Linked DNA regions of Homo sapiens: region 2 is linked to region 1. Evidence: read pairs that join two places in POLR2A ChIA-PET (ENCODE). Cell type or tissue: K562. All regions are shown on one strand. Each heading gives the region's core, and the rest is flanking DNA. Links, peaks and the distances in the headings are about the cores only. Region 1 holds the start of DNMT3L (DNA methyltransferase 3 like). Region 2 overlaps PFKL (phosphofructokinase, liver type).

The links. ChIA-PET counts read pairs that join two places held together with the same protein. Peaks named below come from ENCODE experiments on the same cell type or tissue, not always from the same donor. Only the 100,000 strongest peaks of a DNase experiment are listed, where the experiment ranks them.
Region 2: POLR2A ChIA-PET joins it to region 1 with 6 read pairs; 4 of 35 experiments call an interaction of 5 or more read pairs at or near these places.

Annotation. Positions count from the first base shown.
Region 1 is chr21:44,260,105-44,266,272 of GRCh38, reverse strand. DNMT3L (DNA methyltransferase 3 like) reads left to right here and starts at 4,376. Exons shown (of 12, transcript NM_175867.3): 1 at 4,376-4,533; 2 at 5,007-5,119; 3 at 5,434-5,478. The coding sequence starts at 5,014. RefSeq lists enhancers at 1-237, 4,102-4,661. In K562, for the core only: no CTCF peak of the experiment used is centred there; a DNase peak (open chromatin) is centred at 4,272; H3K27me3 peaks cover 1,375 bases.
Region 2 is chr21:44,314,624-44,320,352 of GRCh38, reverse strand. PFKL (phosphofructokinase, liver type) reads right to left here. Exons shown (of 22, transcript NM_002626.6): 8 at 4,014-4,109; 9 at 3,829-3,921; 10 at 1,758-1,883; 11 at 938-1,002; 12 at 206-269. Among named protein-coding and RNA genes, the nearest start is that of PFKL, 17 kb to the right of the region's middle. In K562, for the core only: no CTCF peak of the experiment used is centred there; no DNase peak of the experiment used is centred there.

The DNA.
Region 1 (6,168 bases), core at 1,169-6,168:
CCCTGCCACGTTTGCGTCCTTGGGGCTTTCTGGGGCATGGAGAGTGAGGCCAGAGGTCCCCCAGTGACCAGCACCTGTGGTCCGCATGCTGGTGGGTATATCACAGGGGCCGATGCCAGTGGTGGCCTCAGGGACTGAGCTCCCAGAGAGCTCCCCATGAGAGGCCAGCTTTTCTGGGGCCCATCTGTAGAGCACCGGGCCTCTCTCCTGCTGAGACCGCTCTGGTCTCTGCTGAGCAGCAGTGGGGTGCACGGGGACTGGGGGCTCTGATGGATGCGAGGGGCTTCCTGTCCTGTGGCCTACGCCAGGGCACCCGCCCTGGACAGAACCTTCCTTTACTGCAGGAGGTTCTGGGGTGTGAAGTTAGAAAACTGCCCTTCCGGAAGCCGGGCGCAGTGGCTCACACCTGTAATCCCAGCACCTTGGGAGGCCGAGGCAGGCGGGTTACCTGAGGTCAGGAGGTCGAGACCAGCCTGGCCAACAGGGTGAAACCCCGTCTCTACTAAAAATACAAAAAATGCTGGGTGTGGTGGCATGCACCTGTAATCCCAGATACTAGGGAGGCTGAGGCAAGAGAGTTGCTTGAACCCGGGAGGCGGAGGTTGCAGTGAGCTGAAATTGCTACTGTACTCCAGCCTGGGCCACAGAGCGAGACTCTATCTCCAAAAAAAAAAAAAAAAAGAAAAGAAAAGAAAAAAAGAAAAAAGAAAACTGCCCTTCCAGGATAACTTGAGGTCAGGAGTTCGAGACCAGACTGGCCAACATAGTGAACCCCGTCTCCACTAAAAATACAAAAATTAGCCAGGCAGCCGGGGCGAGGTGGCTCACACCTGTAATCCCAGCACTTTGAGAGGCTGAGGCGGGTGGATCATGAAGTCAGGAGTTTGAGACCAGCCTGGCCAACATGGTGAAATCTTGTCTCTACTAAAAATACAAAAATTAGCCATGCGTGGTAGTGCACGCCTGTAACCCCAGCTACTCGGGAGGCTGAGGCAGGAGACTCGCTTGAACCTGGGAGGCAGAGGTTGCAGTGAGCCGAGGTGGCAGCACTGCACTCCAGCCTGGGCAATAGAGCGAGACCCCCCTCCCCAAAAATTAGCCGGGCATGGTGGTGCGTGCCTATAATCACAGCTACTCAGGAGGGTGAGGTGGCAGTGAGCCGAGATCACGTCACTGCACTCCAGCCTGGCAACAGAGAGAGACTCTGTCTCAAAAAAAAAAAAAAAAGAAAAGAAAAATAGGCTGGGCGCAGTGGCTCACGCCTGTAATCCCAGCACTTTGGGAGGCTGAGGCGGGCAGATCACAAGGTCAGGAGATCGAGACCATACTGGCTAACGTGGTGAAACCCCATCTCTACTAAAAATACAAAAAATTAGCCTGGCAGCCCGGGCGCGGTGGCTCACGCCTGTAATTCCAGCACTTCGGGAGACCAAGGTGGGCAGATCACGAGATCAGGAGTTTGAGACCAGCCTGGCCAATATGGTGAAACCTTGTCTCTACTAAAAATACAAAAATTAGCCATGCGTGGTGGTGCACGCCTGTAACCCCAGATACTCAGGAAGCTGAGGATTCTCTTGAACCGGGGAGCTGGAGGTTGCAGTGAGCAGAGATGGCACCACTGCACTCCAGCCTGGGCAATAGAGGGAGACTCCTCAAAAAACAAAACAAAACAAAACAAAACAAAAGCCGAGTATGGTGGTGCATGCCTGTAATCACAGCTACTTGGGAGGCTGAGGTTGCGGTGATCCAAGATCACGTCATTGCACTCCAGCCTGGCAACAGAGCGAGACTCTGTCTCAAAAAAAAAAGAAAAAGAAAAAGAAAAACAGGCCGGGTGCGGTGGCTCACGCCTGTAATCCTAGCACTTTGGGAGGCCGAGGCGGGTGGATCATGAGGTCGGGAGATCGAGACCATCCTGGCTAACACGGTGAAACCCCATCTCTACTAAAAAAAAAAAATATATACAAAAAATTAGCCGGGCATGGTGGCGGGCGCCTGTAGTCCCAGCTACTCGGGAGACTGAGGCAGGAGAATGGCGTGAACCCGGAAGGCAGAGCTTGCGGTGAGCCGAGATGGCGCCACTGCACTCCAGCCTGTGCGACAGAGCGAGATTCCATCTCAAAAAAAAAAAAAAAAAGAAAAAGAAAAAAGAAAACTGCCCCTCCTTGGAGCCAAAACCAGCCCCCAGGAATTCTCCCCTTTCCACTTGTGCTGGTGGGAACAGCCCTGCAGGGCAGGGGAGGTTGGGTGTGGGGCTGGGGTCAGGGGACAGATGGGCCTGCTGCTCCCGCTGTCTCCTTCTAATCACTTTCAATCCCGTGAGCTCCTGAAAAACAAAGCTCTTTGGAATAAAAGGAGGAGAAAACAAGATCATTTTACTCAAACACAGGGAAGTGATCTCACTGTCATCCTCAGTATTCTCTCCCTTCACTTTTTTTCATTAAAAAAAGTAACTATGTTAGAACAGCTTTAAAGTTATACAAACCTTGAGGCGCTAGTCCAGAACTGCCGCAACCCCCACCCAGCCCTCAGGCCCCCATGGACACTGTGGTTACATGAACAAACCTGCAGACACACCAACTTAGAGCCAAGGAGCCACATTTTATTCAGATTTCCCACTCCCTACCGCCCCTCTCTGTCCCGGGATCCCATGTGACACTTCATTGTCGCAGTGCCTCAGGGTCCCCCCGCCCCCTGCCCCGCTGTTTTTCAGACTCTCCCGCTGGGCGGCCTGACTGCCCCAGTGAGGAGGGCTCAGGCACTGGGCCGCCTCTGCTCCGACCCAGTTCACTCCTGGAGAGGCTGGGCTGTGGGTGGGGGGAGAAAGCCCCGGTGCGGGGCACCCACCCAGGCGAATCCTCCCCGAGACGCTGGCCTGGGCCAGGGGCCAAGGGGTCATCAGGCTGCCCCTGTGTGGTCACCCCTCATGCAGTACTTGCAGAAGGAAGTCACCAGGCCCAGCCCACACTTCAGGGGGGTTACCTCCCGCAAGGGTCTTCTCCCACTTTCGACCAGCACAATTGTCCTGTGGCTCCAGCCCTGCCCGGCGGTCCTCCGCCCCCTGCTCTGAAGCCCCTAACCTCCCTCCAACAAAGTCCCCCTTCCCAACCCACCCCGCACCTCCCACACTGCCCCTCTGCCCACCCCACCTTCCTGCTCCCTTCCCTGCTTCCACGTTCCACCCCCACCCTGAACCTACCCCTCCCAGCTCCCCAACCCCCCACCTGCCCTGACATTCCCCACCCAACACCCCTTACCCCATCCTCCAGGGCCTTCCCTGTTTCCTTCTCTCCCCCACAGCTGCCCCCCAAACCTGGGGCTCCAGACTGAGCTCCCAAGCCCGGCTCCTGAACGCCCCTCCCTCTATCCCGCCAGAGGACCACCTCCCCTGAACACCCCCATCTCCTCCTCACCATCTACCCCCACCCCCACTCCCATCCCAACCGACCCTGAGATCCCTGAGGCCCATCCCCACCCCATTCTCACCCCTATCCTGCCCTAAAGGCCACCTCCCCTGAAACCCCCATCCTCGGCCTCACACCCCCATTCCTACTTTCACCCCGTCTCTACCCTTGCCCTGAGCCCCGACCCCCGCCACTGAGCCCTGCCCCGGAGTGCCCACCCTCACCCTATCATCACCCCCATCCCGCCAAAGGACCACCTCCCCTGAAGGCCCCCATCTCCAACTCAGCATCCACCCCCACCCCCACTCCCTAATCCCCCAACAGATCTCCCTAAGCCCCGCCCTCCACCCACCCACCCTGCCCTGAGGGCCACCTCCACTAATCCTCACCCATCTCCACCCAGGGGGCCAACTCCACCTAACCCCCCGCCCTGCCCTACCTCCACCCTCCACCCTCCACCCTCCACCCCTCCACCCCTCCACCCTCCACCCTCATCCCTTTCTTCACCCTTGCCCTGAAGCCCACCCCTATGACCTTCCTAAACCCCACCTCTGAGCGCCCTGCCCCTACCCCACAGCCACCCCTATCCCCCACCCCACCCCAAGGGCCCCCCTCTACTGAAACCCCCCTCATCTGCCCCATCCCCAGTCCTCCCATCTCCACCCCTCCCCTGAACCCCACTCCCCACTGAGGTCCCCAAACCCCACCCCTCACTCCACCCTGAGGGCCCCATCCTCTGAACCCCAATCCCCCAGCCCCACTGAGCTCTTAACCCTCCCCACCTGAGGGTTCCCTTTCCCTGCCCGTCCCCCAGCTTCCTAGCTCCCCACCCCAAGTGACCCCCCGCAGCTCCTCGCCCCTCCCACTGCAAACCGGCACTGAAGGGCTGCCCCGCCCCCGCCCCTCCCCGCCCCCGCGGGACACGCCCAGATTCTTTGCCCCCATAGCCTGGTGACCTCTGGCCACCCGCTGTCCCAGGTGGGCCTGGATCCTTCCAGCTCATTCTTTGCCTGCGCCGTCCCTCGTTCCATGGCCCAGTCCTCCCCGGGGACCCTGAGCCTGGAAGCCCCGGACCACTGGAACCTTGAACCCACCAGCTGGCTGTACCCGGAGCCGTGGCAGCAGCCCTGTGAGTCTCTTTCCTACTCCCTGACCATGCTGCCTTCAAGGGTGCGGCTGGCCAAGACCATCCCCAGGGGTCCCTGCTGGGCCTGAGGGACACTGTAGGAGGCTGGGGCATGGGAGTCCCTGAGGGGTCGAAGGCTGGGCCCAGAGGAAAGCAGGGGCTGCAGCGGCCATTGGCCCCAGGTCCTCATGAGGGCCCTGCCCTCCCCTTTTTGCCCCATCTTCCATGTTGTAACAGGGCCAGGCAGGTGGGGGGCACGCCTCAGGGGACCCTTGAGCCCCTCTCAGGGCTGGCACTGGCCTTGGCTGTCCTGCCCCTCATCCCTGGGTTGGGCAGGTGGGTGTCACCGCGGGGGTTCAGGTGGCCTGAACTAGTCAAGGTCTGCTCAGCAAGCTGCTTCCCGTGCTGGGGTGCATCAGGGATCTGAGCAGGGGCTGACGGCTTTCTCACATCTGTGTCCGTGTGTCCTGACACAGCATCCCCATGGCGGCCATCCCAGCCCTGGACCCAGAGGCCGAGCCCAGCATGGACGTGATTTTGGTGGGATCCAGTGAGCTCTCAAGCTCCGTTTCACCCGGGACAGGCAGAGGTGAGGGCTCATCTGCTTATTGGACCAGTCACTTAGGATGCTGATCCCAGGCCTGGATGAGGTCTGGAGTTCCAGGCTTCTGGAGTATTCATGCATTATTCAGGCACCCGGGCTGGGGCAGGAGGTTCCCCACCCACAGTCTTCCCCCAGGTATGGGCGTTTAACACACCAAGATAAGGTGTGAGGGCGGGATGGCAGGGGACCTCAGGCTCCTGTGACTTTGGAAAACGAATTGTGATGCTCACTTCCTGGCCGAATTTAAATTAAGAGATCAGAGGAAGAAGAAAGGGGCTACTTCTTATCTTCCTTTCCAGATCTTATTGCATATGAAGTCAAGGCTAACCAGCGAAATATAGAAGGTGAGTGTTTGCATACTGGCCCACACCAGACAAAAGAGACGGGGCACAGTGGCTCACACCTATAATCCCAGCACTTTGGGAGACCAATGTGGGAGGATCATTTGAGCCCAGGAGTTTGAGACCAGCCTAGGCAACATAGTGAGACTCTGTCTCTACAAAAAAATAAAAATAAAAATTAACCAGGCATGGTGGCATGCACCTGTAGTCCCAGCTACTCAGGAGGCTGAGTTGGGAGGATTGCTTGAGCTGGGGAGGTCGAGGCTGCAGTGAGCTATGATAACACCACTGCACTCCAGCCTGGGTGACGGTGAGATCCTGGAAGGAGGCAGTGGACACCACTGTGCCACGTGTATCCCTTCTCCCCCTCCCAAGGCCCCTGTAGCTTCATTTAAAGCATATAGTTTAATGTATTTTAGTTTATTTACAGAGTCAGCAACCATCATCACCATCTAATTTTAGAAGGTTTTCATCACCCTGAAAAGAAAACCCATGTCTAGTAACAGTCACTCCAAATTCCCCCTTCTTGCTTCCCTTCTTTTAACTCTAGGCAACCACTCCTCGACTTTCTCTCAACGTGGGTTTGCCTTTTCTGGATCCTTTGCATTTCCGTATGAATTTAGGATCAGCCTGTCAACTCCTGCCCAAAAGCCAGCTGGGATTTTGAGAGGGCTCTGCAGCTCCATTTGGGGA
Region 2 (5,729 bases), core at 428-5,427, 55 kb before region 1:
CAGCCAGGGTCCCAGCACCCGGGACCTGCCAGCCACAGTGGTGCCTGAGCCCAGGCAGAGGTCAGGCCCACCCTCCCAGCTCACAGCTCGGACCCCAGCAGGAGGGAAGGTGGGGGCAGGCAGGCCCAGCCACGGGGCCAGCGTGAAGAGGCTGCAGAATAACTGAGCCCGTTCCTCCCTCTGTGGGCGCCGCTCCCTGCCTCACCTTCTCCTTGGGGGGCTTCTGGTGGGCGAGGAGCTTGTAAATGTTCCAGTTGTTCTCGAAGCTCCTGGAAGGGATTCGGGTCACACCATGCACAGCCCTGCAGCGCCACGGCGTACAGCCACAGCGCAGCCGTGACAGAGCCCAGGAGGCTGGTCACAGGCACACGGCCCGATGGAAGCTCAGCCATGAGGCAGCAGACACCGCGCATGCCAGGCAGGGCACCTTCCACAGAAGGTGCGAGACCCCCAACACAACACGAGGCCACGCCAGCCCGTGCAGCAAAGCACGTGGCCGGCATCCAGCTCAAGGGAGGGTTGGCCACCTTGGTAGCGGGTGGAGGCACGCATGGGAACCCAGACGTCCAATCCAGCCTGACCCGGCCGCCAGGACGCCTGCAGGGGGGTGGTACCCACACCCAACATCTGCCAGCCTTCCCAGCCCCCGCGGGGCCACCCCATGTCCTGGGCTTGTATCCACAGCTTCTCATCCCCTCGCCATGCCCAGATCCCTGTGCACTGGGCCCTGCCCGTGCCACCGCCCAGGGTCTCCTGTGGTACCACACCTCCCAGCCCGCCTCCTGTACCACCCGCAGGCCCCTTCCTCCCTCGATCTTCAGACGCGGTGCCTAGAAGGATGACCCAGGCCAGGCGTGCATAGCGCCACTGCAGCACATGCTGCCTGGCACCGGGACCCAGCCATGTAAGAGTGCAGGGGTCTGCTGAGGGGGCTTACCCACCACGGAGCTGGGTGGCCTCGTCAAACCTCTTGTCATCCATGGCTTTCTGCACTTCCTTGGTCTTAAGGAAGAGAAACAGAACACAGACTATGGAGAGCCTGGCCCGCACACCCATGGCTACTGCCCTGTCTGGTGGGCCTGACGAGGGCAGATCTGGCCGGCATCTCCTGACCCTGGCCCAGGCCTGGCAGCCTCTCCCTAGGAACAGCGGTCACCACCAAGGCCAGCTCTTCTGGGGCTGGCTGAGACCAGGAGGCCCTACCCTGCCCCCAGCTGCCCTCCTCACCTCTCAGCAGCTCCAGCTCCAGGCAGGGCACTCTGCCCCAGTTGCAGGCCTCCAAACCCACCGAGCCAGGGCTGGACCAGCCCCCACACCCGGCCCCCTCGCCTCTGCCTTCCCCGTACCTCCTCTCCTGGGGTCCCTGCTCCAGCCACCCCAGTGTTCCCCATCACCTGCCTGAGCTCCTCCCAGGGCTCTGCTCTGATCACTGGCCCCTCCTCCTCCGTCCCATCGTAACCCCAACTCCCACCACTGCCTACAGAAGCTCAGTGGCCGTGGACCCCTGTGACTTCCCATGCTCACCAGGCTCCCTGCAGCTCCGACACACCTCCTGGGGAACGTCCCAGGTCCCACGTCCCACCCAGGGATGTGCTCACATCCCTCCCCTCCCTGGAGACCTGGGATGCCCTGGGCCAGCCACGAGGCCCTGCCCTCCGGTGCTCACAGTGCTGGGGCCCCCAGAGAGCAGTGGGGCCTGTGAGTGGGGACTGGGGAGAGGGGCCAGGCGGTTCTGATGGGGGGGGCCCAGGGCTTACCATCTGCACGCACTCCATGAGGGGCAGCCGCACTGACTGGTTCCCCGAGAGGGTGACCACGCAGGCCGGCGTGTCAGGCGTGGCTTCCAGCAGCGCCATCACCGCCTCCATGCCCATCTTGCTGCTCTGTGGGGAAGGGTTCAGGCTGGCACACCCACTTGGTCCCTCTACCCCAAGCCACATGCCCATCCTCTGTAGATGTGCAAACCCCAGCTTCCAGAGCCCCCCACGCTGACGGAAGCTTCCAGAACAGGTGGCATCAGAGATGGAAACGTGTCTGACCAGCATTCACGACGGCACACCAGACACCATTTCACAGAGTCCTCGCTGCCCTGCTGGAAGGCCCAGCCTGCACTGCTGGCTGCAGGGTGCCATGCAATGCGACCCACCCACCGTCGCTCGCTGCCATCGCTAGGCGCGCAAGGCAAGGGCGGGAGCCAGGTCCCCAGGGCCCCATCCGCTGCGATGGATCCTCCCGTGGAGGCCCTCATGTCGTGACTTCCCTGGTGTGTGTCCGCACCGGCCAAAGGGCTGGGCAGAGGACACATCCAGGAGCTGCCCCCCAGGGACACACTGCAAAGGCAGGCCCCAGCCCCACCCCGGGAACCGGCCACAGTGGACAAGAAAGCCAGGCCTGCGGTTGCCGTGGCCGTCCCATGACCACCAGTGGCCAGCCCTGTAGAAGCCCAGCAGCTGGACCCCCGGGGCCACAGACAGCCCTCCGTGTTCCACACAGGTTTTTTCATCTTGCAAGTGAGGCACAGGCGGCACCTTATTCTGGGCAGTCTCTCCAGGACGCTGTTTAGGGAGCAGCCTCGGAGACACCCCCCATGCAGGATGAGGCTCCTTGGAAAAGTGCAGGTTACCACTGCACGTGCTAGGGTCCCCTGGCCCCTTCGCAGCACCCAGTGGGAATACGGGCTCAGGGAGCACAAGAATGCTGACGCTCTGGGTGACAGCCGCGGCTAGGGGCGATCAACTGTCCTTTGTTTCACACCCGGCATCAGGCATCCAAGACACTGGCTGGAAAACCCAGCAGCCTGCAGGCTGGGAGTGCATGGCTGGCCCGGTCACAGCAGCGGCATTTCCATCACCCCAGGCTCAGCAGCGGCTGGCTTGCCCTGATGTCCCCGGCCCCTCAAGAGGCTCTTCAGAGTGAGCCTGAGGCCTCACAGAGGGGACAGCAGCTGCCTGGCTAGGTCGGCGGGGCCCCTCTCTGAGGAAGCCTCCCCTCTATAGAGTGGCCCTCGTCCAGCTGTGTGGGTTCCCTGGGAATGCTCGGCTCAGCACACGAGTCACAGGGCCAGGTGCAGTCACAGGGCTGGGCGCAGTCACCTGGTCTCCCTCAGCACAAGTCCCACCTGTCTGACAGTCTCTGGCCCTGCCTGAGAGGGTGACCACCCTCATACACAGGCATTTTGCCTACCATGGTGCCTTCCTGGCCCCAGACCCACTCCATTTGGCTCCAACTTCATTCCCATTTTGCAGAGGACAAAGTGAGACCCAGCGGTGATCAGGACCAAGGACGGCGAGGCCAGGCCAGACCCCGAATGCTCCCTCCCAGCACCAGCCTCCCAGACTGTGACGCCACAGGCGCCATGGGCACCACCCTCTGCCCACCCAGCCCCTCTCCCAGGGCCTGCCCCTGGCCCTGACTGCTGCCACGTTGGGCTGGCAGAGGGTGGGGGTCAGAACAGCCAGGAGGCACAGGCTGGTGGGGGGCCTCCCATGGTCCCCAGGTCTGAGTTCCCTATACCTGCAGGGGAACGGAGAAGCCAGGCCTCAGTCTCCCCCAGGAGGAGCAACAGCTTGAGGGAACACCCACACACACCCACACTGACACACACCCACACACACTGCCACACACACCCACACGGACCAGACACACACAGACACACCCACAAGGACCACGCGTCCCCCACACATACACCCCCACACACAGACACGGACACTCACCCACAGCCACATGGACACAGTGCACGTGCCATGCTCGCGTGCACACTGCCCACACCCACACCCACACACCACGCTTACCCACGCACGTACGCAGGGCAGGGTGATGGCCACTTACCAGGATCCGGTCGAAGGCAGAGGGCGTCCCTCCCCGCTGCACGTGGCCCAGCACAGTTACACGGGTGTCGAAGCCCAGCCTCTGAACCACCAGCTGCAGGACAGTGGGAAGGACCAGCCCTGAGCCCCAGCCCACACGGCCTAGAGGAGCAGGTGCCCAGTGGCCACCCCCAGGCCCACACGCACGTCCTTCACGTAGCTGGACGAGATGGGCTTCCCGTTGCGGTCAATGGCACCCTCAGCGATGATGATGATGTTCAGTCGGGACCCACGGCTCCGAGTCTGGGTCAAAGACACGACAGGGCTCAGCTGCCAGGCAGGGAAACCTGCCCCGGACACAGCCCCCGGGTGCCAGGAGCCCTCCCTGGGGCCACCATTCCCAACCCACATGGGCCAGGGCACAATCCCCACCCAGCAGGAGGAAAGCAGGCCTGGAGCGCGAGGGCAGAGATGAGGCTGGGCCCACTAGGACGCCCCGCCCTCCTGGAGGCGGTGAACAAGAGGGCTCTGCCCGAAAGCCTGGGAAGGGCAGCAGGGGAGGAAGGGGGCCCTCGGGGCTGGGCCCAGCACACACACAGCTGGGGCTGGGCCCTTGTGTCTGGTGAAGCCTTCCAGGCGGGAAGACGCACAGGGCTGCAGCTCCACGGGGCACAGGGCAGAGGGGCCTGCCCGGGCTAGCCTGGGCCAGGTACCTGGGGCCCCTGTGAGCTTCCATCTGCTCATCCTTATAACCAGGGGCCCCGCATCGCTGGCACCAGCCAGGGCTCCCCGGACACCCTGCACCCTGAAGCCACTGTGGGTCCACACTGGTGCACATAGGACACACCATCCCCTCTGCCAGCCTCAGGCTGCTGCCTCAGCACCACACACCAGCCGCGGCCCAGCTCTCTGGGAACTGAAAGAGCTTTTCGGCCGTCCACTTCAATGACCCAGCCAACATTTGTGGGACTCGCTCTGAGCCACAAGCCCCATGTTTGCCCACCACGGGCCACAATGCCTCCTACAGGGACAGGGTTGGAGCAGCTCAGACAGGGCCCGGGTGTGGTGGGAGTGGAGGGCTACCTGGAGGAGGTGGCGCCAGTGCAGGTGAGGTCAGACACCCGGAAGATGGGCTGCAGGTCCAGCAGGAGAGCTGTGCCACCCTCCCTGCCCCAGTGCACCCTGGGTGGTGGGCAAGGCGGGAACCCGCATGTTACAGGGGGAAACAGACTCTCAGTGAGGGCCTGAGCTGCTCACACAGAGCAGGAAGGAACCAGGTGGGCCGACCTTGCATCCAGGCCACTTCCAGGAGGGCCCAATGTGAGTCACAGACATAAGCTAAGGCCAAGGTCACCACTGGAGCCGGAACCCCCGGGAAGTCCCTGCCCTAGGAGAGCAAGCCCCTCATAGGACCCGCACCTTGGGCCAGCCTCGCCTGTTGGGCTCCATCTCCGCCCGGCCCCTAGGCTCCACTGGGGAAGGTTCTAGAAGCCAGGTCATTACCCACGGCCTCTCCCACTGCCCTCGGCAGCACTGTACAGCCACGCGGAGGTGGAACCAGTGTCCACACAGATGGGAGTGACGCTGCCACCTTCACACGGGGACAGGGATACCGTGTCAGTCCCAAACCCACCCTCTGCCCCCAGGGCTGGTTCCAGTGGTCCTGCCTCAGCCTCAGCGCACAGAGGACAGAGCTAGAGCCACGGGGGCCCCTGGCCTTGCCCTGCATGGTCGGGTGTGGGCGAAGGACAGCCTGAATGGCCCGTGCCTCTGGTCCACCATTGAGCCCCACCCCACCAAGGGGCCGACCTGTCCCAGTTGAGGGGTCTCAGGGTCCACAGGGCAGTGTCAGCCTGTTCTAGGCCAGAGCCCCCAACTCCACCCCAAGGGAACCAGAGGGCGGCATTCCAGGCACCCCCACTC